Linked DNA regions of Mus musculus: regions 2 and 3 are each linked to region 1. Evidence: chromatin loops called from intact Hi-C (ENCODE). Cell type or tissue: left cerebral cortex. All regions are shown on one strand.

Region 1 (5,000 bases):
ATTCTTAATTGTCAAGAAAGCTAACAAGGTTTCTAAATTTAAGACTTATTACTTAAATATATAAAAACTGCTTAGTTACAATTTTATGTCTATGAATTTAAAATGTTTCTTTTTTTCTTTTTCATGAAAATGAAGTTTGTTATAACTGCTACATACGTACATAAAATGTATTTCAGGGAGCTATCATGGGATGTTTCACTGTACGTACCAATATGTAAATTTAAATCAGGCAAAAAAAATCTGTCTCCAATATTTTTCATTTGTAACTAAAATACTAAATAATCCATGTTTTCTTGCTTGTAATATAGATCACATTACTGCCCACAACTGTGCAGTGACACTGGGGAGTGAACCCCTTACTTTTCCTAACAACTTTAGCACCATCAACAACCTCTCCTCCCCACCTCCCCCCTGCCCCCAGCCTCCAGTAACCGGCTTCCCCTCAGTTTCCCTTGGCAATGCTCTGGCTGTTTGCTTTCTTATTAATGCAACATTTTCTCATACATAAATTTCATCTGTCATCGCTATTTTGTTTTAATGCTTAGTGATGACACTGCAGTAAGGTGGTTGTGGTTGGACTGAAACTACTACCATGGGCGTCTTACCAGCCCACCAGGAAATTGTCTTCATAAAAGACATTTTTTAGCACAGCCTGGAAGTTCTCAGTCACAGACAGTGACTCCTGGGATGTTTCTTTGCATTTATAGATTAAGTGTATTTCTTGAAGAGTTAAGACTAGAAAACAAACAAACAAACAAACAAACAAACAAACAAAACTAAAAATGACCTGAAAGAACATCCAAAGACTCTCCTTTCCTTTCAGCTGTGATGTCATGGTATCTGACACTAAACTACTCTCAATTACGAAACTTTAGATAAAAGTAAACAAACAAAAACTGGAAAACTGTTTCAAAGTAGTCAGTCATATCTATTCCTCATTGCCTTGGACATGAAGTCTTCTAATTTGATATCAAGAAAGCAATTAAGCTTCATGTAGTCTTTATATTTCTAATTAAGAATGTGTTCCTTTTAAGAATAAAACTTTTCATGGAAATGAGTTAGGATCATAGCATTTATTAATGTGTCTTAAACATTTATAGGGAATATGCACTATGTCCTGTACCATAATTCAGCATAATTTGGGGTTAGGCTGTTTCTTGTCCTATTTCTTGATGTAATGAGAGCAACAATTACCCAAATAGTGAGAGGTTCTAGCAGATCTCTGAAGCTGCTGAACATAAAATGGTAGTGACTATATACATTGGGCAACTTCAGAGAAATAGATGGCCTGTTTATTTATACTCACTAGCCTTTATACCCCACCCTTAGTCTGTATCACTTAGATGGCCACTTCTTAAAAGCTCCCGAGAGAGAGAGAGAGAGAGAGAGAGAGAGAGAGAGAGAGAGAGAGAGAGAGAGAGAGAGAGAGAGAGAGAGATTTTGGCCTGTCTTGCATAATACCTACTATAGTTGTCACCAAGGTTCTCTGCATAGTTTTGCCCTTCTTATACCCTTGGCAAAGACAGTATTTCCAGACCCTATTGCTAGTAAAGACAGAGCCTCAGCCTACGTCTTTAACACCAAATAAGGCACTGTGCCATAGACTTAATGTTCTTCTTATTTTATTTGGGTTTCACAGAGTGAGGCTTGCAAAGAGTCTTGAGGCATACAAATTTATTTTGTAGGAGAAATTCAGGTTCTCAAATTACTGATTTTTCAAATTTTATTTTCATGGAATTTCCAGGAATTGTTTAGTTTTATGGACTGAACTTTTATTTTTGTTTCTTTTCTTCTCTCTGTCTCTCTGTCTCTGTTTCTATCTCTCTCTTTCTCCTTCTCTGCTTTGTTTTAATTTCTATAGATGCACATACCTTTGTTCTTTTATTCATTAATAAACCAATATGAATTACATTAGTATTCTGTTCATTTCATCCTTTATCATTTTTATATAATATCCTTTTCTGCTTTGGAATTCTATCTGGGATATCACAATCCATTTAGATATTATGTCTTTATGGATTTCTCTAGGACATGACAGTTTCTTAGTCACTCTTTGGTTTTGTCAATGTGATGGTTTTGAATTTTATTGGTTCATAGAACTTCTCTGAATTTTCGAATATCTTGAGATTAGTTAATCAGATGATAGCCAGAAGGTAGTAAGTGACAATTTAAAACTATATGATTACTACAGATTAGTTGAAGGAAATTAGGAAGAATTAACTATTTGCAGATTTTAGGGGGTAGAGAAAACGAGTAACAATTAGAGGGTGCAGGGGTTGGTTATTAATACTTGATCTTTGGTGTTGTTTTAAAAATCCAATTATGAATGATAGAGTTTCTGATTTAAAAAAAAAGCTTTCTGAGACTTTATTGCTCAAATTGTCTCTGATTTGGATAGGTAGCCATCAGTTTTTACTCTAAAAAAAGGAAAGACAAAACGAGCAAGGCCGTCTTCATCAGTGAGCAAGTGCCGTGACCGCTTTCAACTGAATTGCAGTTCCCACTGCTGTCATTTCTTCTTGGACGCACTCATGAACAGATTGCTTTTGCATAACTGCCTCGCCATCTGGTGGCAACATGTGGAAACGAGAAGGATCAGTCTGGAGATGTGAGCTGAGCAAGCTCTTTCCCTTGAAGAGGATACTTGATGAGATATACCACTTTTCTAAAACATTATACCATCATAATTTTACACCTTTATTGACCAACCATGTTTACCAAATTGACTCTCTATGTCAAGGGGAAGGCCAGTTTCTGAATCTCATATTCTAGCTGAAAATGACTTTGGTAAAATTTTCTAAGATTTCTAATCTGGCTTCCTGTGACACTCTCTTATTTATTTATTTTCAGAAACCACAAATTACAAGTCCTTGACAAATAATCATAAAATAAGTATTAGGCATATTGATTATTATGAAACATGTGTGAAATGTGTAACCCTCATAGTCCATCAAGCCAATGAAAAGGAGCAGAAATTGTTTCAATATTAGCTTAGGCCTACCACTAACTATGGTTGTCTGTTCCAAGTAGAATTTGTACCCTCCTTTGGTTTGTCTCAGAGATAGCATGGGCATGGATCAGCTACCATGATAGTGATTCAGCTACCATGTATAGCACGTCCTGGGGAGACAGGGACACAAAGCAGGTGCTGGAAGATGTAATTTTTGCTGGCTTCACTTTTGATTTTGAAATGTCTGTTGGCTCATTCTTGCATCAATCACAGAACTATTGTTTATAGTCTTCTGCTTACCAGACATGTTCCAGTTCACTGCTCCTTCTCTGGACCCTGAAAAACAGAGAGTGATACAAAAATATGTTGGAATTAATTTTGTGTTTCTGGATTCTTGAGAAACATACATCCATCATTCTTAGAAGCAATACACATTGAGCAAGTCTTTTCAAGAAAGAAGAGTAGATTTGATGGATGGAAGGAGAGATTACTTAAATTCCAGTGTCCTGAGGGATGCCACACATGTTTCAGGGGAGCATGTAGTTGTATAACTCCTGACTACTGGATATGGGAATTCTTATGCCTTCTAACCACTGTATTTTGCCTTACCCTGGAGTTAGAGTTGGTAAACATTTCCTAAACCACAGACTCATTGATTGAGACTATTCTCAACTACATGTTAAATAAGATTTTTGCTCTTTAATTTATCGAAGAATGTTATTGAACGTCTGCTTCATAACCTCAGATAAGTAGGTCACTGGTAATGGTAATAACTTGATGACTGTCTTGTAGGTGTTTGCATTGTGTCAAACATGGCCTGCCATTCAAATGTACACTCAACAAATATTTTTAATGCTGTTTTGCACTAAATATATGTAGGTGTGTGACCTGTGGAGATCCAGCAAAAAGGCATAAACGTTCCTGCTCTCTGGAAACTTACAGTCTGGTGAAGAGAAGCAGACACACAAATGCACAAAACAAATGAGTAAAAAGAATTAGCCAGCACTGAAGGCTACTTTGGGCCATTTGGTCAGAAGCTAGCTCTGTCTGAACAATGAGAATCCTGTTAGATGTATATGTCACATGTATGTGAGTCCAGTTAAGGATCCAGCTAGGGCAGATGGAGGAAAACAAGCTTGTAATATGTTAGAGATAGCAATTCTTCAAATGAAGGTTTTTATTGTTCTTGGATCCATCCTCGCCAAGAAGAGACAGTTTTCAGCTAGCAATCTGACAACCCAGATCAACCCAGCTGTGTTCTGTACACCATCACATGGATTCACAATAACTTCTTGCTCAACATAATCCTGTACCCAGAGAGTAGCTTGAAAGAAGCCTGTGTGACCTTTGAGCATCTGTTGGGAATGTTAGCATAGTTTGCTTGTTGTACCAGACACTGCACACAAAGTTCTTTTGGTTTCATTTTCACAAGGAGTAAGTAGTATTTTTATTTTATAGACATGTGAGCTGTGCAACATGCCTCATAAACAGCTCAGATTTCACACTCAGATTTCTTTTGAACATCAAAGGAAAGAGAAACAGAAGAGCCATGGCCAGTGATACTCTGTTTAGAAGCAATCTTAACCTAGGGAGCCACTGAGGAGTCTTAGTATTCAGTAGGAACTATAGCCATGTGTCTGTGTCCAGCATGTACCTGCCTTCCCATACTCACCAACCTGCAGTAGTTGATACCTTCTCATTTCTGAAAGATGATATTTCTACAAAAATCACTCTTAATATAGGTGTGGCTCTGAAGGGGATATTCATTTAGCCTTAAAAAGTTAAGCCTCAGAAATTAAGAAAAAGATATATACGTATATATGTTTTTAAACTATGTAAAACAAGAAATGACCAATTTATGTTTTTTTGTTGTAAAAAAAAGCATTAAAAAAGAATGAAGTTATCTGCCAAGAAATTTGTCATTCATATGAAGTAAAAATAGTATAAGGTTATTCTTGTTGGAGTAAGTAGTTATGTATAATATAAATTTCCATTTTGAGAATGAAACTAAAAAAGAAATTCAGATTATCCCAGAACTGGGGAGATGGCT
Region 2 (5,000 bases), 510 kb before region 1:
ATCTTCTCAGGGTGGGTGTAGGTCAATTCTCAGGCAGGTGTGGATTTAAGTTGAATTCCAGAAAGGTTCAAGTTATGATCTAGTCAAATGCTGAGACATAGAAATTAAAATTTTATGGAAAATAAAAGCGAACTTATTTTGACCTTGTAACAACAAGATGGCTACTGATATTAAGATGGAGTCAGGCTGGTTCACCCACCGTATGCCACATGCCCACCTGAACAAACTGCTCCTTGTCATGTACACTGCCAGAAAAGTTCCCTTGGTAAAATTCAGAGAGATTGAAACATTAAGAGGATATGCTTCATTTAATTCTTCCTAAGGGAAAAAAATCTTGGAGATAGCGATTTCAATATGCTAAAATTGCGTATGTTCCATTTTTTTAAAAGTAGATGACACCATTTTATTTATTTTTAAATCTCTTTTTCTTGAAGTTTGGGCTCATGTCCATTTACCTGTGGATGGCTCCCAGGGATCTTTGATAATGTGTCTAGACAGATTTCTCAGTGGTACTCACTGCCCATCCCCCTACCCAGATCCTCTCTGGAAATGGTGGCTCTCCCTGCAAACTCTCCTCAACAAGGGTGGCATTAGCTACTCAGGTCTCACAGTCTTCTGCCCATTTTCTGTCAAAACTATATAGATGTCCTTAGCAAGCTGCCTTAACATCTGCACAGCTGGTCCTGCCCCATCGCTGCTGTACACTTAATGTATAGCAGCCGGTGGGATTGTTACCCAGCAGGTCAAAGGTCTTCACACTGAGGAGCACCACTCAGATTCCCTGACCCAGAAAGTCTAGATGTGTCCTAGGGAATTCCTCATGATTTGAGCACTGCTGTTCTACCCACTCCCTTCCCCAAACCCCACCCTCTGTGCTGACTCATCAACACATCTTGCTTTTAGAACATTCTTTTTCATATTCCCTTGGAGTATTTTTCTCCACACAATTCATCTGGGTCGTTTTCTCATTCTTTTTAATGTTGCTTCCTCAAACTGACTTTCTGGAACCCTGCTCCTGAAGATGTGTTCCTGTTTGTTTCTTTTTGTTTTTCTTACCCCAGTTTCTTACTTTTTTCACAGTACAGTAAAATTAACAGCATAATTCAAGTATTTCTGCCTCCCTCCTCCCACCTCTCCCAGTCTCCACGCCTCTCTTCCCCTTCTCCCCCCTCCCTCTTTTCTTTGTCTCTCTTAAGGACAGTAGTTTTATTTTGTTAAATAGTGTTCTAGCATGACAGAACATGGTAAATACCAACAGATGATTATTTCGCAAGTAGTTTTTCATGGACATTAGAAAGAGTATATGGATTGCAGTGTAATTGAATTTCTGTTAGTTTTATGCTTCTATAGATGACTATGCATAGACTGAAAAATGTGCCTTCTTGTTTGTTCGGAGCTTGTTGTGTAGAGTAGGTTGGCATTGAACTCTTCAATGATTCTCCTTACCTCTACCAGCTGAGTGCTGGGACTGCCACAGTGTGCAACTCACTATTTGTTTGTTTGTTTAAGCTAGCTTTACTAATACATTATGTGCAAAGCTTTCTTCAACCACCCCTCAAAAGACACTACAGCTTTGGGGTGTTATTGCATGAGTGGACATGGACATGTAAAATACATAAGTTTACAAACTCTTTCAGTGTTGTTTCATACTTTGAACTGCTGTGGCCATTTTGATAACATAAGGAACACATTTAGTTCCTCACACCATACCTGTTAAAACAGCATTGTGGTGAGAGACATGTTCCAGAAGAGACCCCAGGAGAGTGTGAGCGGGCGCGAAAGTAACTCTTGCAGAAAATGAGAACGCGAAGGAAAAGTGATTCTAGCCTAGCAGCGGGTAAGGAAACGTTAACAGGGGAAAAGAAAATCCAGGGAAGTTCTTCTAAAAACCTCCATGTTTCATCCTCTTTGTAACCAGGAGGTGGCACTGCTGGCGTATAAAACTGATACTCTCTGAGGATGCAGACCAGGTAAGTATGTGGAAAAGTAGAGAGGGCAGCTTAAAACCACCACTTTGCTCACTCTGGTCAGCGCAGATTCCCAGCTCCTTCCAGACAGCATTTCCTCTTTATTGCTAAGACCCGCAGGGACTGTTTCATTGATGCTTATTAGTAACTCAAGCACACTTAGTGTCTTGTAGTTTCTTTGCTCTCATCTGTCTCCCTCCTCCCCTTGCCTCCATGTGTATCTCCTGGCCATCCTCCTCAGGGAGCAGCAGCCTGCCACCTGTTCTGGTACCACACACTCCTCTGGGTGCCACACAGATCCCGCGGGACCCTGCTTCTGCAGCTGCCAGGGAGGAGAGAGGTTGGGGGAAAGTTCATTAACAGTAAACAGCCTGCGCGGCCTCCCCTGGGGTGGGAGTGGGGGATGGGGGAGAGTTTCATAAGGGGAGTGGTCTCAGGTGCAAACCGCTGGATTTAAGTCCTGCTATCAATGCTAGGAGAGGGGCTTCACCTGCACCCCTCTACATAATTCTTTCCCAAGTTTTCGGCAAATAGAACCCTATGCGTGAGTACTGGGTTAACCGAGGGCCTGAAAGCAATTACGCAGGTGAATGCCAAAGGCTCATTTATTACAGGCTTCTTTTCCACAGCCCATCGCCAAGCCCAGCTCCGCTTTTCTGCTGCTAAAGAGGAAGACCTTGTGGTCGGAGCTCCAAGTAGTCTGCTATCTGGTTCAGCTTCACGGTTCCCCTCGTGTCCCATTCACATAACCACCCACCCACCCACCCACCCACCCACACAGTTCTACTCCTTAAAAGACATTTTTGGAATTAAAGAAAACAGACATACAAAATTTCTGGGACTTTGGTTATAATTTTGAAGCTCAGAGGCCCAGGAACTCCGTTTTTTTCAAATAAATGTCTTTCTTGTGTTTTGAGGGCCTCGGTTAACTCAGCCATAACCGAGATATCCAAGCCAGCCTATGAGCACTATTGATGGAATATCTGAAAACCTCTTTTTAAATGTATTTACTTATGATGATGACGATGACGACGACGTCAACGACGACGATGACGTCGACGACGACAATGTGTAGGGGTATTTTGCCTGCATGTATGTCTGTGTACCACTTGTGTGCCTGGTGCCCTCGGAAAGCAGAAGAGGGTGTTGTAAAAGGAGTTACAGAAGGTTGCGAGGAGCCACCATGTGAGTGCTGGGGACGGAACCAAAACCTCTGGGAAAGCAGACAATGCTCTTAACCACTGAGCTCCATCTGACTGAGTACTTTTAAAGTTGAGGTTAACAGTAGTGGCCATGACAGAAGGGTGATGAGTAAGGTAAAATAGCTGGCGAATGCCACCACGTTTCTTACCATCATCGGCTCTCACTCTCTAGTCATAAAAGTGGAATATCATCTTGCAGAAGGCATTGTTCTTTTTTTTTAAATTGGATTTTTAAATTATGTACATTTCAAATGTTATCTCCTTTCCTGATTCCCCCCCACAGGAAAAAAAAAAACCCTCCCTATCCCATTCCCCCTCCTTCTGCTTCTATGAGGGTATGCCTCCCCCACTTCCGCTTCTCCGCCCTCACATTCCCCTACATAGATGTATCGAGCCTTCACGGGACCAAGGGTCTCTCCTCCAATTGATGTCCATCCTCTGATACATATGCAGCTGGAGTCATGGGTCCATCCATGAGTACTCTTCGGATGGTGGCTCTGGGAGCTCTGGTTGGTTGATATTGTTCTTCCTGTGGGGTTGCAAACCCCTTCAGCTCAGAAGGCATTGCTCTTAAAGTAATCACAGTTGACTTATAGACAATTCTGCTAGCTCTGCCCAACATCATTAAACACAGCCATGTGTAAGCTAGGTGCAGCAGCCCATAGAGGACTGTTACCCCAGCCTCTCCTCTTTCTCCTCCTCCCCACACTCCTCCTTTTCCCACTCCTCCTCTCCTCTCCTCTTCTCTTCCTCCTCTTCTCCATCTCCTTCTTCACTCTCACTCTGTGTTCCTACAGGCTCCTGGCTGGTCTCTCTTCCTCTCTCTTCCTGTCCTTCTCTGTCTACCTCTATTTCAGGTCTCTGTTCCCTCCCTCACAATAATTCTTCTTTATGACAGGTCTGTCACATGTCATGATTCCTTAGGGGGACATCTCAGCATGATTCTGCCAGGTATTCCCTTACTCCTGCCACATTGTATTGCTTTATATTTCATATGATTACCACAGTGCTTGAGATGCCTAATAAACATGACCTAATAAACATGACCTGTGCGCATGCTGCCAATCAAGGAGATGCAAGAACCTGGGGCCTGATTCCTGTTAGATTCTGACACTAGGTGACACTACTGACATTGTCAACAGATCGTACCATCCTGAGAAGGTAGGTGGGTCAGATATTAATCTCTTAAGACTGTAAGTATGAGAGCATGCCTTGAGAGACAAATTAACAGTACATCAGTGCTATAAAATCTTCAAGGCTTTAATCAAGACATTTAGATAGCAGTTGGGCCAGCATGGTTTACTGATTTGACTCATTGAAGTTGATAGTAAAGGAGATACTGTATTTAAGAAGCCTCTGCTTCTAGTGGAGATAGGAAACAAGGGACTCTGCCTCAAAAGTCAGAGCAGAAAGGGGAGATGGCAGGAGGGTATCTGCAGAACTAGGAACCGGAGAAATAAAAACAGGTCAAAATGGATCGCCCTACTGCTCATACTGTATTTATGTCAGGTGACATAGAAATAAGCATTTTCCCCTTCTCATCAAATTTTAAGTTTACATATAGTTTTATAAACTTGCATATAACTTTACATATATTTCAAGTTTTATTTAAATCCCATATCTAATTTGAATGTGACTAGAGCACGTGGCTACAACAGAAATGCAGTGTACATTCAGGAGGAATGGAGCCTTTGAGAATCACATTAGAGGTGTTAGAGGGGGCATAACTGCCTTTTAGCAAGTATTAAGAGAGGGATAGGGCCCCAGGAGAAGGCCTGTCTGCCTTGTTGTTTGCAGTGAATGCATCTGATTGGGAGGGCTCTGATCAGGA
Region 3 (5,000 bases), 320 kb before region 1:
TACAAACTCAGGACCTATCCCTGGAGCCTGGCTGTGGTTTGTCTGGCCAGTTAGAAAGCCTGTGGTTTCTAACAGTCTGCTTCCTCTTGCAGATGGCCAAGCTGCGCAGCCTCTTCTCCAGCGCAGAGAATGAGCCCCCGGTGCCTCTGGTGGGGAATTGGCGCCCTCCTCAGCCTGTCAAGGGCAGGGTGGTGAGGGCCTCCTTCAAGTAAGGCTCTGAGCTTGCCCTCTTCGGGCAAGAAACTCTGCCCCTGAAGAGCCTGCTTGTCTCCTCCTGGTGCTCCCTACTCCAAGCTGTCCGACAACACCTAGAGGAAGAGGAGAAGCAGTCACATGCAACCGCAGTGCCTTTTGACATGATCTCACCCAGAAGCATGAATTTCACACCTAACATTCTTAATAACCACCTGTTCTAAAAAAAAATAATAATAATTAGTATTTCTAGTATGAATTCAGTGAGGAAGAAATAGATGGAAAAATAGCGATAGAGAACAGTGGCTCACTGAGCATATTAGACTCAGAATCTCAGCACTCCTACTTTCAGGCTGAGTTACAAATACTACAGAAGTGATGGGCCCATGCTATGTATCCGGGTATGGAGGAGTATGCGGACCTTACCACACTTAAGTGAAAACACACGTTAACATCATTGTAGATCTCAAAAACTGAATTCATAATGTGTTTTACTTCAAATAATACCAGCGATAATCCATCACTCGTTAAAAATTTGCCTACTACCAAGTTTGCCTGGTTTTAGTCACCTATAAAACACACCCATGAAGCCAGGTGTTTTAAAATGTTTGATCCAGCATTTAAATTTCTTCTTCATAAAGATGGTTTTCTTTGCCCAAAGTAGAGCCATTTATTTTTTATTTCACTACTTTAATCTTTGCATGCCTATTAAAAACAAAAACAAACAAACAAAAAAAAAACAAAAACAGCAACAACAAAAAAAACTGTGTCAGGTGTCTTTTGAGTTGGAGGCTGGGATGTCTGGTTCCTGGAACAGGAAGGAGGGAATGTCAACACTGAAGCCAAGAGCTTGCATTGATCACAGAAACAATAAAAGACAGATGGCAAATGAAAAGAATGTGTGTCTTTTCCTTAAACTGAAAATTCAGGGTAAGTCACTTGTTTTAAGGTAACATATGAAGTGACAAGCTTCACTATGGCAGTGTCATTCGTGTTAGTGATTATGCTTAGTTATAACTCAGCCCTCCATCACTGCCCTCTCCAGGTGACAGCTTCCCACAAAGTCCCCTCCTCTGCTTTAATAGGAATTCCATTGGCCTTCTTCTTTAAGATCTCTTTCTCCCCTTCATGATCCCTTTTCTAGTTTCACGACTACACACATATGTCTACACACATATAATTTTAATTCTGATTTATATGAATGAAAGGAGATATTCAGTATTTATCTTTCTGAGGGCAAGGCAATCGGTAAGGGAGTCAGACCAAGCTGCCAACCTGGGCAGTGGGTGTTGGCCCATCTCATCATGTGAGTGCTCCCAAAGCATTAAGTCAAAGTTGACGAGGACTCTGGGATCCAGGCCAGTGCTATGAGCTAGTGCTCTTTTTAGTCATAACAGAACCTTTTATATCATCTTTTTAAAAAATGTACAAAAAAGTACCACAAAATGACATGTCCCGACAGTGCAGGAAGACATATATCGACTTTTGATACATTTAATGTTTCTAAACACAAAGTCCAGTTGCACAGCCAAAAGGTGGTTATCTTTCAGCTCTGAGTGGCTGATGTGTTAGTGACTGTAGAAAAGGGTAGCAATAGGCAGTGAGAACAGTCCTGGGTCCGGGAGCCCCGAGGCACTGGAAGTCAGACCATGTGATAAAGTCCTGTGAGGCTGGAGTTATTTAATAGATTACCACTTGGGTGAGGCAAAACCAGGTTGGTCAGTGTGAAGAGGATGTGTTAATTAAATCCCTTGAAATTAGGAGGTGTGGAGCTCTGATCATTAGTGGTAATACACAAGCTGCTTGTCTCAGGGCATTTAGCTTGTAATGTTCAGAGCTCTGTAAAGACTGTATCCATTATTTAAGCTATGTCTGGGAGGCACGTGGTCTCACACTGATTAAAAATGGTTACTATTCTAGTGCCTGGCTGGACAAAGCTAGAGGAGGCTGTCTCCCTGGACCTTGTGGCTGTGCTCCACGAGGGCATAGGCTCTATTTCCACCATGGGCATGGCACCATCGGCACCTAATACTGTGTCCAGAAGAATTGAACCACTTGCTAAGGTTTAGGTGAACAGATGATATCATGAAAAAGGTTCACTGCCACAATAAACGTCTTTTGGAGTATTGAAAGCTGATACGTGCTTCTGCATTCAAGGGCCACCATTTTCCAGATTGAGTACAGGCCTCCAAACAATTGCACCTCAGGCAGTAGAGCTTGTAGAGCAGTTTGCCATGAGCTGCCATCTAAAATGGCTCTGGAACCCGTCAGCCTTATTCTTCTGGGTATAATTGCAGGTATCTTAGCATTTCAAAGTGGGGAGAAGCCAATGGTCAGATAATGGTGTGCTTGAAAGCCTGCAGGGAGGATGGCAGCAGGTGGTAGGCTGAGGGGTGCAAATACTTTCTAGTTCCTACATTTATAAATTATTATAGAACTGGGGACTCCAATGTAAAACATTTCAAAATTCAAATAACTGACTCATTTCGTAGACAAGTGAGAACTATTCTACGTAGACAGTGTATGTGTAGACAGCTACAGTTCTCAGCATCTAACTGGGGCCATTTATGTCATTAAACAAATCTTATTGAGATGAACAAGTCCTAAATAGGTACATAAGATACAAGAATAACAACCAACACAAGCAAAATTAACCTAAAAAATTAGCTGCATAGTCCAATAACACATTAGCTGCATTTACTGAAAATTAGTTCTAGATATTCTTCAATTTAAGAATGAACTCTGGGCACGTATAGTATATAATTTAGCATAAAATATAAAATTATTAATAATAAACAAGAACTCTATATGCCAGATTTTGTTCACATTTAATGTATGAAAACTTAATGAATTTTAATAGATGAATCCCTGGGAGTGAGACTTAAATTGTAAGATCTAACCATGTTTACATGTTATTTTCATTTTGGGCACTAGATGGCGATAAAATCTCTGTTGCAAATTAATAGCTCTTAAAGCCACCCTATGTTACAATCACGTAGATGTCTAAGTTGCTAAGTTTTTCAAACTACTTTGAACTGACATCATGTTTCCTTTGCTTACAGGTTTAATATTTTCTATTAATAGTGACTGATCAAAAAGATGAAGGATTTTTACTTATTCATAAGAATCTTAACTGAAAAAGGGAGGTGAGGCTAACTGGGAAGCACTCACTGGACTGCGAGACTGATAAACACTGAGCATATAAGGTCCTATCCCGTATGTAGACAGATGGGAAAAATCACACAGCGTCTGCTGGACAGGAGCCTACGGGGGACTGTAGTCTGCGTGCCTGTGTGGAGGAAAACAGGATCTATAGGGAGAGTTAAAGAATTAAGTCAATACACTTAAAATATAACGAAGTGTCATTCTGACAAATTTCTCAGTAAGAGTTAACACTTATCCTTTTAAAATTAATTTTACTTCATGTTAGAAAATGTCTAATGGCTTATTACAATCCCAAGTTCCCGCTTTCATGTAGCTGTTTGCAGTGTTAGGGATCTAGACTTCATCTGTTCAGACGAGAGAAAGAGGTATGAGCATTCTCACTTAATTCTGCTTATATTTGGTGAATTTCTTTAAAATTGTGTGTGTGTGTGTGCACTTAGGTAGGTAGTTCAGTGGTATGTGTGTGCACATAGGTAGGTAGTGCAGTGGTGTGTGTGTGCAGTTAGGTAGGTAGTTCAGTGGTGTGTGTGTGCACTTAGGTAGGTAGTGCAGTGGTGTGTGTGTACACTTAGGTAGGTAGTGCAGTGGTGTGTGTGTGTGTATGCACTTAGGTAGGTAGTTCAGTGGTGTGTGTGTGTACACTTAGGTAGGTAGTGCAGTGGTGTGTGTGTGTGTGTGTATGCACTTAGGTAGGTAGTTCAGTGGTGTGTGTGTACACTTAGGTAGGTAGTGCAGTGGTGTGTGTGTGTACACTTAGGTAGGTAGTGCAGTGGTGTGTGTGTGTGTGTGTATGCACTTAGGTAGGTAGTTCAGTGGTGTGTGTGTACACTTAGGTAGGTAGTGCAGTGGTGTGTGTGTGTACACTTAGGTAGGTAGTGCAGTGGTGTGTGTGTGTGTGTGTGTATGCACTTAGGTAGGTAGTTCAGTGGTGTGTGTGTACACTTAGGTAGGTAGTGCAGTGGTGTGTGTGTGTGTGTGTGTGTGTGTATGCACTTAGGTAGATAGTTCAGTGGTGTGTGTGTGTGTGTGTGTGTATGCACTTAGGTAGATAGTTCAGTGGTGTGTGTGTACACTTAGGTAGGTAGTGCAGTGGTGTGTGTGTGTGTATGCACTTAGGTAAGTAGTTCAGTGGTGTGTGTGTGTACACTTAGGTAGGTAGTGCAGTGGTGTGTGTGTGTGTGTGTGTGTGTGTATGCACTTAGGTAGGTAGTTCAGTGGTGTGTGTGTTCATGCACTTTTGGAAGTCAATTCTTTCCTTCTATTACATGGATCTTGAGGAATCAAACTTAGGTCTTTAATCTTGGCAGCAGGAGACTTTACCATCTGCTAGCCCAGTGATGATATTTAAAAGCAAAATATGCAGCAGAGGAATACTGAACCAACACATTGCCTAAAGAGGTAGTTTAGAGGAAGGTTAAATAATTTTTCATGAGGAAGTTTCTGCTTTGGGAGCTCTGTTCTTACTGTACAAGATGTGCGATTGGTGAGACTGACATCCAGAAAATCAGGCAGAGAGCAGAGGCCAAAGAGTTATAATGTTCATTTCTCTTCGACACTGGCTTTTCAAATGTCATGAAACAGGGTCCCCAAGGTGCTTCATGATGGGGGAAAGTCCATCTGAATATTGAAGGCAGAAAGACTCC

Evidence for each region. A loop is a pair of places that touch in the nucleus more often than their neighbours do. Peaks named below come from ENCODE experiments on the same cell type or tissue, not always from the same donor. Only the 100,000 strongest peaks of a DNase experiment are listed, where the experiment ranks them.
Region 2: a loop joins it to region 1, with 5 times the contacts of the local background. A loop is called at or near these places in 11 of 42 quality-filtered maps.
Region 3: a loop joins it to region 1, with 8 times the contacts of the local background. A loop is called at or near these places in 41 of 42 quality-filtered maps.

What each region holds. Positions count from the first base shown.
Region 1 is chr3:15,192,003-15,197,002 of GRCm38, forward strand. No RefSeq gene overlaps it. Among named protein-coding and RNA genes, the nearest start is that of Gm33819, 37 kb to the left of the region's middle. In left cerebral cortex, a CTCF peak has its summit at 2,573 (motif pointing left); a DNase peak (open chromatin) is centred at 2,564; H3K27ac peaks cover 551 bases.
Region 2 is chr3:14,677,465-14,682,464 of GRCm38, forward strand. No RefSeq gene overlaps it. Among named protein-coding and RNA genes, the nearest start is that of Car13, 38 kb to the left of the region's middle. In left cerebral cortex, a CTCF peak has its summit at 1,908 (motif pointing right); DNase peaks (open chromatin) are centred at 858 and 1,928.
Region 3 is chr3:14,871,450-14,876,449 of GRCm38, forward strand. It overlaps Car3 (carbonic anhydrase 3), which reads left to right. Exons shown (of 7, transcript NM_007606.3): 7 at 93-932. The coding sequence ends at 212. Among named protein-coding and RNA genes, the nearest start is that of Gm41999, 9.9 kb to the left of the region's middle. In left cerebral cortex, CTCF peaks have their summits at 179 and 3,123 (motif pointing right); DNase peaks (open chromatin) are centred at 121 and 3,126.